Regions from separate parts of the Homo sapiens genome. Here regions 1 and 3 are each linked to region 2. Evidence: chromatin contacts called from ENCODE Hi-C or POLR2A ChIA-PET data. All regions are on one chromosome and are shown on one strand. The core of a region is the stretch at or near the end of the contact, and the rest is flanking DNA. Distances in the headings are between cores, read along the strand shown.

What was found. Hi-C counts contacts between places; a loop is a spot of excess contacts on that map. ChIA-PET counts read pairs that join two places held with the same protein, here RNA polymerase II (POLR2A). Pooled maps may share reads with other maps.
Region 1: a pooled map shows a loop between it and region 2 (9-fold over the local background). The contact joins two enhancer-like sites. A Hi-C loop is called at or near these places in 2 of 37 single-sample maps with no recorded cell type and 10 of 50 pooled maps. POLR2A ChIA-PET finds 5 or more read pairs at or near these places in 2 of 52 experiments (GM10248 and T-cell).
Region 3: a loop to region 2 is called in a map of endothelial cell of umbilical vein, with 6 times the contacts of the local background. The contact joins two enhancer-like sites. A Hi-C loop is called at or near these places in 3 of 168 maps with a recorded cell type or tissue (CD8-positive, alpha-beta T cell, endothelial cell of umbilical vein and naive thymus-derived CD4-positive, alpha-beta T cell) and 7 of 50 pooled maps. POLR2A ChIA-PET finds 5 or more read pairs at or near these places in 2 of 52 experiments (GM10248 and MCF 10A).

What each region holds. Positions count from the first base shown.
Region 1 is chr11:108,619,924-108,623,586 of GRCh38, reverse strand. No RefSeq gene overlaps it. Among named protein-coding and RNA genes, the nearest start is that of EXPH5, 28 kb to the right of the region's middle. RefSeq lists an enhancer at 1,541-1,620. Within about 2 kb of position 1,691, at least 5 of the 41 ENCODE cell types and tissues checked have a DNase peak (open chromatin) inside an H3K27ac peak, as active enhancers do.
Region 2 is chr11:108,198,325-108,202,004 of GRCh38, reverse strand. All of the region lies in intron 1 of NPAT (nuclear protein, coactivator of histone transcription), which reads left to right. Among named protein-coding and RNA genes, the nearest start is that of NPAT, 22 kb to the left of the region's middle. Within about 2 kb of position 1,909, at least 5 of the 41 ENCODE cell types and tissues checked have a DNase peak (open chromatin) inside an H3K27ac peak, as active enhancers do.
Region 3 is chr11:108,646,248-108,649,764 of GRCh38, reverse strand. No RefSeq gene overlaps it. Among named protein-coding and RNA genes, the nearest start is that of DDX10, 17 kb to the left of the region's middle. RefSeq lists enhancers at 1,536-1,585, 1,616-1,665. Within about 2 kb of position 1,329, at least 15 of the 41 ENCODE cell types and tissues checked have a DNase peak (open chromatin) inside an H3K27ac peak, as active enhancers do.

The DNA.
Region 1 (3,663 bases), core at 442-2,941, 420 kb before region 2:
ATCACTCAACCCCTCTTTGCCTTCATCCTTCCCTTTTTGTTCAAATTGTTTCTGCCTAAAGTAAATCCTTCTTTAGCTCTTTTAGCAAGGAATGTGAGTGGTAAATCTTCTCTGTTTTGTATTAAAATATTTTTATTTTGCCTTATTTTATTTTGACAATTGAATGATAATTTAGTTGGGGATAGAATTCTAAGTTGACAGTTTTGCAACTTTTATTCCATTGACTCTGAATTTGATAATTTCTGTTGAAAAGTCTATTGTCATTTTAACTAATGTTCTCTTTTAGTTTAAGTTTTAAAAATCTTTGGGTGTCTTAATATTTTCTTTTCATTTGAGGTGTTCCATCATTAGTTATCCTGAAGATTCATGTCTTTCATTAATTTAAGAAAATTCTCAGACATTATCATTTGAAATACTGCCTCTCCCACTCTTCATTCTCTCCTTTGGAAATTCCTATTAGATAGGCACTGGACATTTTTCTTCTTTCTTCCATATCTCTTAAACTATCTTTCATATTTTCCATTTCTCAAGCTTTTGAGAGTCACATTTGTATATATTTCCTTAGATCTAAATTTCAGGTCATGAATTGTCTATTTAAGAATTAGTGTAGCTGTATTTTTTTATTTTAATTTTTAGAAATTTTATTTTTTAAAAGTAGGACTTTGATCTTATTTTCCTGTAATTCCTATTCTTTCTTATCTCTTGTTTTAAACATACTTATTTTATAGTGCTATAAGCTGAAGTGCTTGGGAGGGAGTATATAACTGCTGTTTATTGAATCTGATAACTTTCACACATGGTGGATTATTTCCTCCTGTATTTTGTCATTTCACTGGGGATCATTTTTTCTTTGTAGCCTTGGGTTTGGAAGTACCCTGTAAAGTAGCTTATTTGTTTGTTTATTTATTTATTTATATGGTTTGTCTGTGTCCCCACCACAATCTCATCTTGAATTGCAATCCCCATTATCCCCACATGTCGTGGGAGGGACCCAGTGGGAAGTGATTGGATCATGGAGGCAGTTTCCCCCTTGCTGTTCTCATGATAGTGAGTTCTCACAAGATCTGATGGTTTTGGGAGTGCCCGGCATTTCCCCTGCTAGCACTTCTCCCTCTTGCTGCCCTGTGAAGAAGATTCATTCCTTCCCCTTTGCCTTCAGTCATGATTGTAAGTTTCCTGAGGCCTCCCAGGCAATGCAGAACTGGAAGTCAATTAAACCTCTTTCCTTTATAAATTACCTGGTCTTGGGCAGTTCTTTATAGCAGCGTGAAAACAGAGTAATACATTTATTTTTTAATTTTTTACTTATTTATTGAGACAGAGTCTTACTCTGTCACTCAGGCTGGAGTGCAGTGGTGCAATCTCGGCTCACTGCAACCTCCACCTCCCAGGTTCAAGAGATTCTCATGCCTCAGCCTCCTGAGTATCTGGGACTACAGACACGCACCACCATGCCTGGCTAATTTTTTTTTTATTTTAGTGCAGACAGGGTTTTGCCATGTTGGCCAGGTTGGTCTCTAACTCTTGGCTTCAAGCAATACACCCGCCTTAGCCTCCCAAAGTGCTGGGATTACAGGCATGAGCCACCATGCCCAGCTATTTGTTTATTTAATTTTTGCTTCTGGCATACTGTCAAGTTGAGGTTTACATTAACTTTGTGACTCGGGGAGTTTCTGGACAATACAGGAAATTCCACATCTGTCCATGGAGTACCTGGGGTTTTAATTTCTTGAAAGAGCTTATGTTGTTTTCTGCCCAAAAACCTAGGCATTGACATGTTTCCTTTGAGTCTCCCTGAGACTATGGGGAGAGTTCTTCTAGTCATTCTTTCACACAGGCACATCGCTCTCAGTGTCCCTGCATAGGCTTAAGACCTATGGTCTTAAATAGCATTGTTAATTTCTAAGTGTAAAATTGCAGAGTCAGTCTGTGTGCTTACCACAAGGCTTTCACATCTTTTTTCCATTTCTGGTATGGGGAGTTTCCTTTCTCTATGTAGTTACATATAATTATATTGTACCTCTAAATAGCTACATTGCATCCAGCATTTTGAGGTTTACGAGAGAAGATTCTGTGTTATCTTAGTCCTCTTTGTTGTTAGAACTACATGTTTAGCATTGAATTTTTAATTTCTTGGCAAGCATCTGTGGTTGCTTTTATGTCTTGATTTTAAAATGACAGTTAACTGTGTTCAAAGTAGTACTGATGTTTCATTCTTTTACCAAAATCAAACTTATTTCATTGAAGTGAAAATTCAAAATTAAAGGCAATTTCATAGAAAAAAACTTTAGTTTTATAGAAAAGTTAATCCATTGAGACTTCCATTTGCTTGTATGAAAATGATATGATACAGTGGAGTCATGAACTACTTTGATTGTTATAAACCAATGAGAAAAAAACACAAGAAGCAAATGTAATATATGAATGATGGTTTCAATCCAAGTGGAGGCATGAAGTGAGAGAAAGTTTTACAAGTAGTCAGATAGAGATAACTGGTAGAAGAATTGAGTCATCACACAGCAAATACTATAAAAGGCATATTGTCATAAATGAGTAGATAGGTTACATAAATTTCACTTCTGTACACAGAAGTTCAACAGTTCATGACTACTATGTATAGTAGTAAGTATGCAGTTAAAAAAATTCTGAAAACAGTGTGTTTTATTCATTAGCGTTGCATCGGGAGGATACAGTATTAAAATGAATATTTCATTAAAGTAACCAATGGCTGATTTTTTTAAAAACCTAGTTCATTGTTTTCTTTCAGCAACACTATACCCTCTGTTTCATGACATACATATTGGTAAATAGATTTTTAGGTTATTTAGTTTTCTTTTTTTAATTTTTAAGTTTAAAAAAATTATTGCCCATATAGTTTAATAAAGCTACATGAATCAGAAGTTTGTACCTAATTTTTTGTTTGTACATATTAAGTAACATTTAAATTAAAACAATTCAAGTCATCATTAAAGATCCAAGTAAGAAACAGTGGTATGTAAGTGTTAAAAGGAAACTTGAGACAAGTCAAATTTGATGGAGTTTAGTTGAGCAAAAAAAAAAAAAAAGGAAACAATTTGTGAATAGGGTAGCCTTCAGAATTACAGCAGAGTCAGAGAGACTCCTGGGGTATATCGTGGTCAGAACAAATTTATAGATTAAAAAAAGTAAAGTGACGTACAGGGATCGGAAATGAGGTACGGAAACAGTGAGATTGGTTACAGCTCAGTGTTTGCCATATTTGAACGCAGTTTGAACACTCAGCAGTCTATGAGTGGTTGAAGTATGGCTGCTGGGATTGACCAACACTCAGCTATTGTTACAGGTGCATACTCCTAAGTTTAGTTTTCAGTTTTGTCTGCCTATTAAGCTAGGTTATGGTTCTCCACAAGGACTCAAATATAGAAGTACAGAGTCCTTCTCAGGCCATATTTAGTTCACTTCAACATAAGATAAGACTCTAGGGTGGGAGATAGAGTCCATGCACTGCAGCCCTGGATTTTCTATTAGGTTGAATGATATGAGCTTGTCATATAACCTTTTTCAATTTTACCTACAAAAATTGCAATAATACATAATAGCTATGTAAACTTGAGTAAGAAATTTAACTTCTTTGAGTCTACCCTTTCTCATCTGTAAAATAGAGAAAAATAGTTCTGACCTATT
Region 2 (3,680 bases), core at 660-3,159:
AGGGTGACTATTGCATACCCTGCTTTATGGATCCCTTATTCCACAAAAGAACTTCCATCTGTAAAGAGAGTCCAGTCTGGGTTCTCTAAGGAGGTTTCTTCAAGGTCCTCTCTGACCGCATAGGTTTGCACTACTATCTGTTCATAGTCATGTTCAAGCTCCCCAGCTTTCTCTGGGAGGAAAGTTGCTGGGTTTAGGGAAGGACAGATTCTTAACTGCAGATCTCTCTAATAGCACAGCTTAATATTTGAGGAGATGGTCATCCACTACCCAGAGCCTCCCCTTAGAGAACAGCAGTCCTGCCACATTATGTGGAGTATAAATGGTTACGTTATACCCCATGGTCACCTTAGTGGCCTCTGGTACTGACAAGGTTACTGCTGTGACTGCCCGGAGGCAGGCTGGCCATCCTTTAGCTACCAAATTCAGCTCCTTGCTTAGGTAACCTACAGGTTTCTGGGCTGGACCTTGGGCCTGAGTTGGAACTCCCTGGGCCATTCCTTTCCTTTCTGATACATAAAGATTGAATGTCTTCCCTATGGGAAGACTAAGGGCTGGTGCCTCAAGCAAGGCTTGTTTCAGTTGGTCAAAGGTCCTTTTAGCCTCTGGTTCCCAAATTAGGGAGTGAGTCTTAGTTGCCTGAGTCTCCTTTATTATGTGATATAAGGGACAAACTATTTCACCATACCCAGGTATCCATAGTCCTGTAATCCCCAAGAATCCTCTCAGTTGCTTGAGGGTTTTGGGGAGAGGAAAAGAGGAGATGGACTTAATTCTTTCTTCACCTAGTTCCCTGGTCCCCTCTGACAAGACTAGACCTAGGTACTTCACTGAAGTCTGACAGAGCTGAGCCTTAGATTTTGAGACCTTATATCCTCTGTTAGCCAGAAAATTAAGACAAGCCTTACTGTCCTCCTGAGACTTCCTCAATTGGAACGCAAAGGAGAATGTCATCTACATATTGTAAAACTTTCACCTGAGGATAAAGGAACTGCCCAAACAGCTGGGGGCTGTCTTAGAATCCCTGCGGTAACACCATCCAGGTTAGCTTTGTGGTCTGGTTGGATGGATCTTTGAATGCAAATAAATACTGGCAGTTGGGGTGTAATGGTATGCAGAAAAAGATGTCTTTTAGGTTCAGGACTGTGAACCATTTAGTTCCCTCAAGTATTTGAGTTAGTAGGGTATAGGGATTGGGAACCACCATATGGATTGGAACCACAGCCTCATTAATGAGGCAGAGGTCTTGGACCAGTCTCCTTCCTTTGTTGGGTTTTTGTACATCCAATATCAGAGTATTACAAGGGCTGTTGCAGGGTTTAAGGAAGCCCTGCATCCTTGAGTTATCAGTGATGGCTTCTAGCCCTTTCCTAACTTCTGGTTTTAGGGGATATTGTCTCTGGTTAGAGAAGGAGGTGGGATCCTTAAGGTGGACCTAGACCAGTATGGCAGTTGTGGCTGCACCAATTTTCCTTTCAGTTGCCCAGACTTCTGGGTTAATTAATATTGGTCTGCACTAGGGTGAGACAAAGAGTCTGTCCTGGAGCCATAAGGATGATGGGTCCCGTACCAGCTAAAATAGCCCTGCCTAGCAGAGGAGTTGGGCTTTCAGGCATGATTTAAAAGGCATGGGTAAACAAAAGGTCCCCTCAACTATAACTAAGGGGTTGGGAAAAATATCAGATTAAAGGCTTTCCTGAGACATCCCTCACAGTCACACTAAGAAAGGAAGGGGAGGCCTGGCCTAATAAGTTGCCTCCCAAGAGGGAAAAAAATCAGTCTCTTACATAGCAAAGCTCCCTGTAGTCATAGGACTGTGCTGACTCCTGACATGATTGCGGGGGCGGAAACAACTTAAACGCAGGTAGGGGAAGTTGCCTGAGGGAAATAACCTCTTGCCCAATGCAAATGGATTCCTTCAACAGGGGAAAGAAAACTCTCAGTCATTGCATCCTTCTTGCTTCTAAGAACAGACAAAAACCAAGTTGTTCTGAATTACACTGCTGATGACTAAGCAAAATGCTCATTCCACTCAATAATATTATCACTGTGGTTTGCAGCAACACCCTTAACGTTGTGTATGAAGAAGAGATAGGAGCCAGGAAGAGAGAAAGAAAATGCTATAGGAAAGACTGGAGGTCTTGACTGACACCCGAACGGGCTGTTGGGGATTGGGGCCAGTCCAGGAGCCTTCAGGTAACACTGAGGTGTAGCCTCAGCCAGATGCCTTCAGTTGCCCGAGGACCTTATTCCGATCCTATGCATTGGCTAGACCTCTGTGAAGGGAGACTGGATTGAAACAAAGCCAACATTCCCAGTACCCGAGGGTGATGGCAGAGGCTTGACAAAATCTTCCCCAGCAAGCCTGTCCTTTGCAGCTGTGCCATTCGCTCTTAACTGGCTGACAGAGGCCCAGTGCTTCATCCGTTTTTGGAAAAAAAATGTGAAGGCAAGAAGCCTCAGAAATGAAAGTGTAAGAGGTCCACTCTTACCCTTGCACAGATCCCAGACAAGCCTCCAGAAATGACACAGGATCCATTCAGTGCCGCTATGCTGTCCAGCATCTCTGTGGCCTGTGGCGCGCCTGCCTGGGCCTCGCTCGCCTCTAGGCTCATTGCTGGGCCCTCTCTGCCCACTTGACCCAGCAGACTGCTTCTGGCCCGGATTCCATGCCCACTGCAGCTCTGCATTAAGCCCCGCAGCTGGTCCAGTTGTGCCATGATTGTCTTCCACCTTGGGAGCCGGCGTCTGGGTGAGGGTGACACAGCAGCGCCCAAAAACTTGGAGATACCAGCAACCACAGAGCCCCAGCTGTTGCCCAGGGAGTTCTGAGGTCTGAGCCCCCAAGGACCGTTACAACTCTGTCTCCTTCCCACCGCCCACAGCATGGCAAACGGAGGTGGCAGGGGAGCGCATGTTTCAGCTCGTTTGTGTTACAGCTCATTCCGTCCCTCTACCCTGCTTCAGTCTGCTTCAGTCCTGGGCTGGCCCAGCCCCACTCCTGCTTCCTGTTGGGTAGCTGCCCAGTGCCAGCGGAGGGCTGAAGGGCTACAATGTTAAGAGTTCCTTTCACACCCACCATTCAGCAGGTTCTGAGATCTTGTCCTGCGTTTAAGAAGAATGAGGTTATGTGGACACTGGGGAGTGAGCAAGGTGGAAGAGGGTTTTCTTGAGCAACAAAACAGCTCTCGACACGAGAGGGGACCCAACGTGAGTAGAGCTCCATGTGAGAGGGGATTCCAAAGGCAGGTAGTCCCCATGTGTGGTTGAGTCTGAGGTTTTCATGGGCTCAGAATGGAGGTTTTTATGGGCTCAGAGTGCAGGCTGATTGGTCCATGGGTGAACCTGGAAAAAGCACCATTTGATTGGCTAAAAGACATCTAGGAAGTTCTCACTCTGGTCATGGGCTCTACACAGAACTGGCAGTCCAGTTTTCAGGCTTCAGACTGTCTTTGGCTTGAAAGTTGTCGGGTTTCACCGGGTACCCTACCCGTCTGCTTGGGAGTTTGTCTCCTGCTCTTATCAACTGTATTTCTTTATTCATATTTTCTATGTTGTGAGAGATTATTCTCATAATTTTCTAGACGTGGATTCCTTTAGTTTTTCCAACTTATTTAAAATTGCTTATTTAAAGTCTCAAGTCTAATGTCTGGATTTCCCTAGGCAGATTTTTGGTTTTT
Region 3 (3,517 bases), core at 80-2,579, 450 kb before region 2:
CCTTTTTGACTTTTTGTTTTTTCTATTTGTATATTTTAATACTATGTATCTATCGAAAAGTTGTTGTAGTCATTATTTTTGATAGGTCTTTTAGTCTTCCTACTCACGATATGAGTGGTTTACACACCACAATTACAGTGTTAGAGCACTCTGTATCTGTCTGTGTACTACTACTAGTGAGTTTTACACCTTTAGCTGGTTTCTTATTATTCATTAATGTCCTTTTCTTTCAGATTAAGAAACTCTCTTTAGCATTTCTTGTAGGACAGGTCTGGTGTTGACCAAATTCCCCAGCTTTTGTTTGTCTGGAAAAGTCTTTATTTCTTCTTCATGTTTGAAGGACATTTTTGCTGGATATAATAGTATAGAATGGAAATATTTTTCCTTCAGTATTTTGAATATGTCATTTCACTTTCTCCTGGCCTAAAAACTTTCCACTGAGAAATATGCTGTCAGACATATTGGAGTTCCTATATAAGTTATTTGTTCTTTTTCTCTTGCTGCTTTTTAGAATCCTTTTTTTATCCTTTACCTTTGAGAGTTTACTAAGTGCCTTGAGATAGTCTTATTTGGATTGAATCTTCTTTGTGTTCTATGACCTTCTTGTACCTGGATATTGATATTTCTCTAGGTTTAAAAAGTTTTCTGTTATTATTTGTTTGAATAAACTTTCTACCTCAGTATCTCTCTTTACTTCCACTTTAAGGCCAATAACTCTTAGATTTGCCTTTTTGAGGCTATGTTCTAGATCTTGAAGGTGTGCTTCATTCTTTTTATTTTTTTTCTCCTCTATGTATTTTCATATAACCTGTTTCAAGCTCACCAATTCTTCTTGATCAATTCTGCTGTTGAGAGACTCATGCATTTTTCAGTTTGTCAATTGAATTTTTCAGCTCCTGAATTTCTGCTTGATTTTTAAAATTATTTCATTCTCTTTGTTAAATTTGTCCAATGGAATTCTGAATTCCTTGTGTGTATAAGTTATCTTGAAGTTCACCGAGCTTCGTCAAGACAGCTATTTTGAATTCTGTTTGAAAGATCATATACCTCCATCATTCCAATTTTGGTGACTGGTGTCTTATTTAGTTCATTTGGTGAAGTCATGTTTTCCTGGATGTTCTTAATGCTTGTAAATGTTCATTAATGTCTGGCCATTGAAGAGTTAGGTATTTATTCCAATCTTAGCAGCCTGGGCTTGTCTGTGCCTGTTCTTGGGAAGGCTGTACTGAAAAGGAATTTAGTATTGTGATCTAAGCCTGTGGTCACTGAAGCCATATCAGCACTAGGAGGCGCCTTAAGCCCAGTAACGCTGCAACTGCTGCAGACTCCTAGAAGCACTGCCTTGATGGGCTTGGGTAAAATAAAGTATAATCCCTAGTTTACCAGGCAAAGACTCTTGCTTTCTTTCCTCTTTTTCCCCCATCAGGAGTCTCTCTTTGCGCTGCGCCACCTGGATTTGGGGAGAGGTGACACACGCATTCCCATGGCCACCACAGTTGGCACTGTATTGGGTCACATCTGAAGCCAGTACAGTGCTGGGTCTCACCCAAGGCCCTTAGGACTACTGCCTGGCAACTGCTGATGTTTGTTTATTCAAGGTCCTAGGGCTCTTTAGTCAGCAGGTGGTGGATTCTGCCAGGTTCTTCCTTTTCTGGCCCAGGCTGGGTCTGGAAATACCATCATGTGATGGTAGCTAAGGCTTCAAACTAGGGGCCTCAGGAATCTGCATGACGCTTCATTTTACTGTGGCTGAGCTGGCACCCAAGTTGCAAGACAAAGTCCTCTATGTTCTTTCCTCTCCTTTCTCCAAGTAGAGGAATCTCTCCCCAAGCTGCACTATCTGGATTAAGGGGAGGGATAAGTCAGGCACTACCTTGGCCACCACAACTGGTGTCTCACTGGGTCACATGCATCCCAAGTCTACTGGCTCTGAGCCTAGCCCAGCACTGTGGTTTGCCCAAGGGCTACAGTCCTTGTGACCTGACTGCCTCCCAAATTTATTCTGGGCCTCAGCCACCGGTGGTGGAGCTGGACGGGAACTCAGGATACTACCGCTGGGGCAGAGGATTCCCCTTTGGTCTAGATAATCTCTCTGTGGGTGCCAGCAGAATTCTTCTCTGTGTTGTTTTCCACTGTGACAGGCAGCAAAGTCCCACACTCACTTTGCTCTCCCTCCCACAAGAGCACATGTTCTCTCTCCACGCTCAGTGTAGTACTGCCAAGGGATCGAGGAGGGTGGTATAGGCAATGCGAGGCTGTCTTTCCTATCCTCTTCAATTCCTCTTTCCTTGATATAATGTTAAACAGGTACTGCCTTATGAATGTGCTTTCTTACATGAATAATTGTTCATTTGCTGGAGGGTTCTATCTGACCACCTTGCTCTGCCTCCTCCCCCCATATTCACCTTTATAAATAATTGACTTTTTAACAAACTTTTGGAACAAGTATTTTGGTAAGGAAAGCATCTTTAATAAATTGATAGTGTAATACATTCAGTGTCACCATGGAACTTCCTGGAGTATATTAGTGATTAAAAACACAGCTGAATTATAACCAGATATAGTGATTGAATGAAATCAAAATGATAATGGTTTTATATTTCCATATATCAAGTGAAAAAGATGAATGTCCAGTCATACCTTCATTAATTGTTAAAATATTTGGAGTAATGTATATTTAGAAAAACAAATGAAGAGAAAGCTAGGTAATTCCCACTAGGTTATTTAGGCAGATACATTATTCTTCAAAAATATAGCAAGTAAATTGAAAGCATTTCTTGCTTGGTTATCTATATATATGCGTAGTGCTTCTGCCAGACCATTTAGCTGGCAAAGTCTTGTTCAGCACAAACACAAATCATTCATGCTAAAAACAAGCCAATTTGTTTGTGTGCAGAAACCACTATCTCCCATGCTGATCTGGAAACAGAAAATGGCTTCAAAATTCTATCAGCAAGAACAATCTAGTGTGTAATAACAAATATTCAGTACATAGCAGAAGATACAGTTAATTGCTATCACATTTTTGTTTGTGTTGGTTGGTTGGTTGGCTGGTTGGTTGGTTGGTTTTAGAGACAGGGTCTCACTCTGTCATCCAGGCTAGAGAACAATGGCATGATCATAGCTTACTGTAGCCTTGAACTCCTGGGCTCAAGCAATCCTCCCATCTCAGCCTCCCAAGTAGCTGGGACTATAGGTGCATGCCACTACAACCAGCTCATTTTTAAATTTATTTTTGTAGAGTCGGGGTCTTGCTATGTTGCTCAGGCTGGTCTCAAACTCCTGGCTTCAAGCAGTCTTCCCACCTCGGCCTCCCAGAGTACTGGGATTATAGGCATGAGCTACTGTGCCCAGCTGTTAATGCTATATTTGAAATTCTACTTGTACTTCTTATTATGTTCAAATTATATCCTGAATTTAATAATTTAAAGTAAATAGAATCCTTGTAGTCATCAAGGAAAGCAAGGCAGTAACAGAGGAGAAAATGATTTCTGAAAGCAGGTGGTTTTCTAAATAT